3 separate regions of the Homo sapiens genome follow, and regions 2 and 3 are each linked to region 1. A link is a contact called in ENCODE Hi-C or POLR2A ChIA-PET data. All regions are on one chromosome and are shown on one strand. Each heading gives the region's core, a stretch centred on a gene start or an enhancer-like site at or near the end of the contact. The rest is flanking DNA. Distances are from core to core; before and after follow the strand shown.

Region 1 (2,700 bases), core at 173-2,672:
GGACTCAGACTGGCTTCCTGGCTTCTTAGCTTGCAGATGGCCTATTGTGAGACTTAACCTTGTGATCATGTGAGTCAGTTCTCCTAACAAACTCCCCTTCATACATTCATCTGTCCAATTAGTTCTGTCCCTTTAGAGAACATTGACTAATACAGTGTGACAGGTCAAGCAAGTGATAGGCTGAGAATTGACCTCTAGATAGAGCAAATTATTGGAGACTTTGATAAGAGCAGTGTCAGTTGAGTGGTGAAGGCAAAACCCTGAGACATGGGTTCAAAAGAGGATGGAAGGAGGAGAAATTGGGGCTGTACAGAACTGGGGCATAAAAATGGCCTATATCTGAAAATAACTCCAAAAATTTATTATTAAAATTAATTTCATTTGTTTCTTTTTAAATTTTTTTCATGTGGCTACTAGAAAAATTAAAATGACAGATGTGGCTCACATTATATGGCTACTGGACAGCACTGATATAAATTATGCTTTTCATAGTTTTATCATAAAGGGGACCAGAAGATGGGATGGTAGCTGGTGGTGAAGTGGGGTAAAGAGAAACTTTTTTCCCCTGAAATGGGAGAATTGCAGCATGTTTGTATGTGGGAATAATATAGTCAAAAGTAGAAGTTGATGATGCAGCAGAAGAGACAGGGGACAAATGATGTCCTGGAGTAGGTGAGTGCATTTGGGTTCCAGCGCATAGGTGGAGGGTGGCCGAAGGGTTATGGACTGTTCATACAGAGTGACAGGAGAGGAAGCAGAATGTGAGGTTTGCAAACAAAGGTGAGTATTTATGGACATGGGAGTGCTTGGAAGTTCCTCTTTTGTAATCTTAGTGACATAGGGAGCCAGTCTTCAGCTGAGAAAAGAGGATGGGGGAGGAGGTTCTCTTCTGACATACACTATAGACCACAGAATTTGGAAAAAAAAAAAAAAAGCTTGCTACTAGGTCACTTAGAAGACAAGGAGGGGACAATGTAGGGTGTAGGGTACTTCGGATTTGCTGGTGGTTCATTACCGGAAACAAAAAATGAAACAACCCATTGGAGACATGTTCCCACTCGGTCATCTTGTCTCCTTCGTTTCTTGGATCCCAGTTTTTTTGTCTGTCTGTTTATTTGTTTGTTTTATCAAAGCAGAAAATAAAAACTCCAATTCTCTCCTCCTCAGTTTGCTTGGTGTTCAACATAGTTCCTCCTGCTGCGGGCCAGCTTGGTTTCTTTAAACTTTAATTGCCACAAAAACGTTTGCACTCAGAGCCCTAAATCTTCCAAGTCCTCCTTTTGTGTTTCTTGTTTTCCTCCTCTTTTTCTGCCTTCAGGAAAGAAGTGAGATGATGATGGCTCTGTCTCAGCAGCTCTCGGGGGGACCTGCAGGCTGGGGAGGCAGCTTCTCTCTGCAATTTGGCCGCTCCTGGACTTGTTGCAGCCAGGCTTCAAAGAGAAACCACCGCTTCCTCCCCGAGCCCCACGCCAGCCTCAGAGGCAGCTGGGCCTATTGAAACATTCAAGTTTCACTTCAGGCTACTTTAAACATTTGCTTTATTCCAAAACAGCTAAACTTGGAGTTATTTTCAAATATAGGCCATTTTTATGCCCCAGTATATTGTGTGGTTTTGAAGGCTTTTTTCATATCATTAGCTGCAACCCCCAAAGGTTAAAAATAATGATTAAGTAAAATCTTTACACGGATTCCTCTGCTCCCTGGAGGGGACACTGGGCAGTGTCCAAACTGCCAGACAAGCCAAGCTGTGACAATAGTGACTTAGCTTGCGACTCTTAGGGTTGTCCAAATGATTATATTCTTGTGGGGAGGAACGTGAAAGGGGGCTGAAGAGAACAGTGTAAGACACAAATTTGGTTTGGGGTTTGGCGAGGATCAAGATTTTTAAAATGGCTCGTGTGCTGAATTCATTTTTTTTTTCTTGCTGTCTTAGAGTAACAATCACATAAACATACTCTGAGTTTATTTTCTGTGAAATAGTTGCAGTTCACCTTTCAGCTGATAAGCATCTGCCCCTAGAAAACCATAAAAAATGGAAGAGTTTACAAGAGGTTGTGAGTTGGCACAACCAGGCAGGGGAGGAGAAAGCACTTAGGACAAGTAAATATTTTACAGCACCTATATTTTCAGACTGTCGCTGCTTCCAAGGCCAGCCTCCTCTCGCTCCTGGCTCACTGCTCCTTTCCCTTACTTTTCCTGGGGCTTGCTTTCTTTCTGTCTTCTTATTTTTTTAATCTCAAAGTTAATATTTCCATTTAATTCTACCTGCTTCCTCCAGTAGTTAACATGCTAGTTAGCTATTTAAACATTTTATAGATTTCTCTGAGCTTGTCATAATTATTTTCTTGGCTGAGCCTTCTGGAGTCATTCCATGTCAGGAGACAGTCTGAAATAGAAAGACAGCAACTTTAGGGTGGGTGCAGCTGGGTTACACCTGTTGCTAAACAAAACAGGATTTATGAAAACATAAACTAAAACAAGTAAAGCAAATCAGAAAAAAAAGACAGTAAGCAGCCTGCCCTGGTAAATTGCATGCTTCTTTTACTGTTGTCCTCTTTGTGTGAGAGATTTGTTTGGGTTTTGGAAGGGACACTTCAATGCACAACCTCTGTAATCCTCAATAAATTCAGTTAGGGTGAAGCAAATCATACCAAGAGGAGGCTCCTAAGTCAAACAGAATGATTTTTTTTTTGGCGCTAA
Region 2 (2,700 bases), core at 49-2,548, 280 kb before region 1:
ATATAATCATTTTGAAAGCACCTGGCTTTGTAGACAACTGCGTGAACTAATGTATATTGATCAAGACATGTGTCTCGTTAGGTAAAAACTGAAAGTAAAACTCATACACTTAAGATGTGAAAATAAACTCAGCATCTGGCGTAACACTAATTTCAAAAAGTAGTATATTAATTTCAAGTAGGAAATTAAAACAATAAAACTGTGATGTGAAAAATGTTCAACATTGATGCCTCTGACCTACTTCTGATGTCCAACATATTTACAATTCTCCCGAAGACATTTCTATTAGGTTAAAACCCATTAGTATTTGTGAACAAACACAGAGTTTCTACCATTCACTGGGCACTATTAGGTACTAGGTGTCCGGGGATATTTCTATTGCTGTTCTTAGCTCTATTGTTGGTTTACTTGGCCAGTGGTTGCTAGCTTTGCCAGTGTGTGTGTGTTTGTGTGTGTGTGTTACTTATCACAAGTTTCGTTAGCTTGACAAAGAGCTGTGTATATTCATTTACATGACAAATACTTTTTTTGGATTAGCAACTCTAATAAGTACAGGGTATTTAGAAACTGTGTGTGTGTTTTTCTACCTGCAGTCGTAGTCTTAAGTATGTTTCTTAATAGCTATTGAACATAAGTTTAATATTAGCTGGATGAATAAAGTATTAGTTACTGTATTCTCTTAAAAATAGACGTAGCTTTGTTACAGCACAGAAAACTGAGCTGACCTCTTACTAGATTGGCTAAAATGAATTCTGATTAAACATTTTGTAATGGTTTATAAAGTTCGCTTCTCTACAGTATATTAAAAGATTTGTTTAAATGTTGACTGTAAGTTTGGTAAAAATGACAAAGCGGTAAAAATGACATTTGGTAAAAATGACAAGGCTTACACTTTTTGATGATGTTCATTTTCCCCAAAAGTACAGCTAAAGCTTTATCCATTATAATGAGAGTTCAGAAAAGGCAAATGACCACCTCTTTTTTTAAACCAATATGTCTTTGTGCAGTAATTTTCTTGTGGCAAGTGGCATAATCTGGGCGAAGGTAGTGATAAAACTCAGATATATTTCAAGAAAGCGAGTAAACACACTAATGACAATATTCGTATATTACATGCATCTGCTGCTTATGTACTTAAAAAAACTAAATAGGAAAATCTTACTCATCTCTGTAGAAAAACAGGGTAGAGATTACAACTTGGGGACTTCGTGATATTTTGTCTGTGTGCAGTTTGTCAGAAGGCAATTTATCTAAAGCTGGAAAAGGATATGGTTTGGCTGACTAAACTGTGTAGTGATACGAGTGATACGTAATGATAAAAATGCTTAGGGGAATTTTCGGGGCGCTCAAGTCAAGTGTACAGTGCTGTGTGGGTGTAAAAACCAGACTTCTCTCTCTGTGAAAGTTGCTGACATTTTATACCACATGCTGGACCGTTAAATCACAATTTACGTGGTCACTTGTAAATACGCCTGGTGGTGGAGGGCGAGCTTGTTTGTGCACACTTTGACATGCTTCCCTGTTGTGTGCCTCTCCCCTTTTTAAATTGCACTGGATACTTTTGTTCTGGAATCCTTGGCTGTCTAACCTGAAAGCAGTTTGGGTGAGAACTCTGGAACTGATTTATTTTCATAGGTGCTCCCTGAGGGGAGGTTTGAAGGATAATGCAGAAAAGCAAGCCTTCCAATCCTCCAACTAAAGTTCTCTAACTTGCTATTAACATGATTTCAGGCTTGCTAGAGTGCCCGAAATTCTGACATGAAGGGATTCCTTCTTCCACCACTGGGATTTGGAAGTCCCTAGGATGTTTGAATGGGGCATATTATTTAAACTCATTTTCAGTCTCCTCATTGGTAAAATGGGGCTACTCATACTTATCAAAGAGGGTTTTTGTGGAGATCAAATGAGACAATGCAAGTCACTTACTTGATATATGCTTAATAGTGACAAACATAGTGATATATATATATTAATAGTGATAGTTATTGCAATTTTTCTTTTTGTTAGGGGGAAGAGGAGGACAAACAGGCCTTTAACATGGTGGAGAATTTGTTTCCCTTCCAAATACAGTTGGAGGATTACAGAATTGATGCTCAAAGAGAAGGCTTTGCTTTCATTGCTTAAGAGGGTTTCTTGGAGAGGTTCAGCAAGAGAAACACAAAATGAGATGTAGAAAGGGGATGGGGAAGGAGACTGCATACTAATGTGTTTCATTTCCAAGTGCTTTAACTTTTCTAAGCACTAAGTCATCTGCTAACTTGTCTTCATAATATATGGGTAAAGTTGGCAGGGTGGGTATCCCTTTCTACGGGTGAGGAAACTGGAGTGTGGACAGATAAACTCACCTGTTGTCACACAACAAATCAGTGGTACAGTTGGGATTAGGACCCATGTCTCATACTCTGAGCACAGCAGTCTCTCTATTAGGTGACATTCTCAGAGTTCAATAATTTCTTTCACAGTTTTGTGTTCAGACCTGGGGTCCCCATTGCTGAGCCTATTATTGGCACCTTACAAAATATCACATATGAGAAAGGTTGTAGTCTCTTGGTCCAAAGGACTACTTTCACCTGGAGATGGTTGGAGTTGTAGTATCTGAGTTAGATAAGTTTTCACTTCACGGTCATGGGTGGAGGTCTTTCTTGGACTTGGGCCAGGAAGAATCACTGACCAGGAAGGTCACACAAGGCCTGAGTCCTT
Region 3 (2,700 bases), core at 1-2,500, 380 kb after region 1:
CTCACTCTGTGAAAGAAATGAGAGTAAAGGAAGGGAAAGAAAATTAAGGAAGGCAGAAGTGAACATGGAAGAGAAAAACAATAAGAAAGAGGAAATAGAAGGGCCATGGTTTTGAAATACAACGCCTGGAAAACAGAAAATGAAAACAGAATAAAGGAATGAAATTGTAAAAGCTATGAAACAAAGTAATGAGAGAAATAAAATCTTAACTCTGAAAAAAATAGATGTGATTTATGACAAATATCAGGAAAGTGACTCAAGAGCATCCTGAAATCTCCTTGATAGTACCGAAGGGAGACCTGGGCTTCTTATGATCACTGACATCTGTAAAATAAGAATGGTAGCTGTAAATTTTGAAACGATGAAAAATAACCTTGTAGCAGGAATCAAAGGGAGAGTTTGATCTAATGTTGGCCAGAATGAGTCAAATACATTCACTTCGCTAAAGTGCTCTGCGTTGGTCAGCCGATTTTTCTTTTTTTTTTTTTTTAAAGTAAAATCTTTTTTTATTATTATTATACTTTAAGTTTTAGGGTACATGTGCACAATGTGCAGGTGAGTTACATATGTATACATGTGCCATGCTGGTGTGCTGCACCCATTAACTCGTCATTTAGCATTTTTCAGATTCTACGAGACCATTCAAATTCCAGCTCTGCTTGATATTCTCTCTCTTTGTAGTGTTGAGACAAAAGCCTTACAAATGTTTGTGTAGAGAAATCAGTGATGTTAAAAAAAGCAATCACTTGTATGAAAAATTCCAAAGACAGCACTAACATGAAATGATGAAAATGCCAAAGATATGAAAAATAAAGACAACTGTTACAAGACGTAACGGCTCTGAGTGTTTGCTTTTATGTGACAGATGTTTTTAACCAAAGCTCAACACTGGCAGTTTGAGTACACTTCTGATTTTAATTTGTGTTCTATCCCCTTTTCGTATTGATGTCTACTCACATCTGTGAAGGCTCTGTAACCTGAATTTGACAGGGGAAAGTGAACAGACTGCTTTTGGAGTGCTTCCATTAAGTCCACATAACAGACTGTTAACAAAAATCTTAAATAGCTATTCTAATCATCAACAGCAATCTTACACAAATTAAATTAGGCCCAAAGGGCCCGATTAACTTTAAAATGCCTTACAGGCATGAAACATAAATTTAACTTATTTTCCCCCTTTGGAGTAGAAAGAGAGTTGTTCAGTGTGACTCAGATGCACAGTTTAAAAAAAAAAAAAGTATGCATGCTGTGAAGACATGGAGACAGGGTTTCATTTTCTTTTTCAGGAAACCACACTTACAGGCATTGAAATTCAGTTAGGCCACAGCCATGCTCCCTGTTTACATGCAAAGTAGATGCATTAAGGTTTTCAAGGTTTTAAAGTAGATGCATTAAGGTAGAGTTTTTGCAGATGGCACAGCTACTCTAATCAGCTCAAGGAAGTCCTATTGCTAAAGAAAGGAGACATATATCAACATGCATTAACATTAAAATGATGCCTTCAGAAGAGGTAAAAGTTGAACTAGAATTTCTGTAGTTCAAACCCACCTATCAAGAAATGGGTTAGATTCATGATTTAAAATTATACCACAAATCAAAGAAAAAATACTTTTTTAAGTGTCTGCTCTTCTTTATTTTAGCCAAATCTCTAGAGGTCTGTCCAAATATATTTCTTGAATTTTCTTGAACTAGCCAGCAGGTTCATCACTTGTGGATTTGCTGTAGTCTCCAATCCTCACAAGTGTTTGATAGCTTTTCTTAGGCAACTTCCTTCCAGCTGCATGGAACATGTAATTTCGGCCCAAGTCAATAGCAGTGAATGAGAAACCCAGATGCCAGGGAAAGGCAGCCTCCCAATAGATAGAAAACACCTGAAACTGGTGATCAGCAGCTTCCGGATAAGATCTCAGGAGTTGGGCCAGTGGGTTCAAGCATGCACACTAAGAGGCAAAATGGCAGAGTTTGACTGGTATATGACCTTCTAGGAGCAATCAACTGGTAAGAGAAGAGTGCTTCAAGTAAGCATGTGTACAACTCCAGTAAACACACTGCGCATGCGGCCCCTCCCAAGCACTAGCACACAAGTGGTCAGCCCACCCCAAGGGAAGAATCAGGGGAGAGGGGACCCAAGACCCTGTAAGTATGTCAGCATATAAAACTCAAAGTCAAAAGGTCAAACTGTGTACTTGATCTCCCAAGTTGCTTGCTTGGCCCTCTTCCAAGTGTACTTTACTCCCTTTCATTCCTGCTCTAAAGCTTTTTAATACACTTTCACCACTGCTCTAAAACTTGCCTCAGTCTCTCACTCTGCCTTATGCCCCTGAGCCAAATTCTTTCTTCTGAGAAGGTAAGAATTGTTGCTGCAGACCTATACAGATTCACCGCCAGTAACACTTTCAGCTCTTACAAGACCATTATAGACACCCGTGCTTGTCAACAACCTCCTGCTCTGATAACCTCAACATAAATTTATTTCATCAAACAGCAGATGCTCTCTTGTCCCACCAGCCCAGACACCAGTGGGTGAGAGTCATGGAAGGTGTTCATTTTCTGCAAAATATTCATTAGTACTTTAGAGAACCAAAGTAATTTTCAGAAAACTACCTATTTTCCAAATACCTCAGAGGAAACTGACCATATCTGGATCACTGGTGATAGAACCTAATTAGGTGAAGCCAATGGCAGTCTTCCATCCCCTGA

The links. A loop is a pair of places that touch in the nucleus more often than their neighbours do. ChIA-PET counts read pairs that join two places held with the same protein, here RNA polymerase II (POLR2A). Pooled maps may share reads with other maps.
Region 2: a pooled map shows a loop between it and region 1 (5-fold over the local background). The contact joins two enhancer-like sites. A Hi-C loop is called at or near these places in 2 of 168 maps with a recorded cell type or tissue (Panc1 and dorsolateral prefrontal cortex), 5 of 37 single-sample maps with no recorded cell type and 5 of 50 pooled maps. POLR2A ChIA-PET finds 5 or more read pairs at or near these places in 3 of 52 experiments (MCF 10A, activated B cell and endothelial cell of umbilical vein).
Region 3: a loop to region 1 is called in a pooled map, with 4 times the contacts of the local background. The contact joins two enhancer-like sites. A Hi-C loop is called at or near these places in 1 of 168 maps with a recorded cell type or tissue (cardiac septum), 1 of 37 single-sample maps with no recorded cell type and 3 of 50 pooled maps. POLR2A ChIA-PET finds 5 or more read pairs at or near these places in 4 of 52 experiments (OCI-LY7, activated B cell, activated CD4-positive, alpha-beta memory T cell and 1 more).

What each region holds. Positions count from the first base shown.
Region 1 is chr13:50,511,294-50,513,993 of GRCh38, forward strand. All of the region lies in intron 5 of DLEU1 (deleted in lymphocytic leukemia 1), which reads left to right. Among named protein-coding and RNA genes, the nearest start is that of DLEU1-AS1, 15 kb to the right of the region's middle. Within about 2 kb of position 1,423, at least 33 of the 41 ENCODE cell types and tissues checked have a DNase peak (open chromatin) inside an H3K27ac peak, as active enhancers do; they include OCI-LY7, where a contact is called at or near this core.
Region 2 is chr13:50,235,778-50,238,477 of GRCh38, forward strand. The region is part of intron 2 of DLEU1 (deleted in lymphocytic leukemia 1); the gene reads left to right. LOC124900337 (a long non-coding RNA gene) reads left to right here. Exons shown (of 2, transcript XR_007063796.1): 2 at 1-2,700. Among named protein-coding and RNA genes, the nearest start is that of DLEU2, 110 kb to the left of the region's middle. Within about 2 kb of position 1,299, at least 4 of the 41 ENCODE cell types and tissues checked have a DNase peak (open chromatin) inside an H3K27ac peak, as active enhancers do.
Region 3 is chr13:50,892,446-50,895,145 of GRCh38, forward strand. The region is part of intron 1 of RNASEH2B-AS1 (RNASEH2B antisense RNA 1); the gene reads right to left. Among named protein-coding and RNA genes, the nearest start is that of RNASEH2B, 16 kb to the right of the region's middle. RefSeq lists enhancers at 1,131-1,670, 1,141-1,290. Within about 2 kb of position 1,251, at least 8 of the 41 ENCODE cell types and tissues checked have a DNase peak (open chromatin) inside an H3K27ac peak, as active enhancers do; they include OCI-LY7, where a contact is called at or near this core.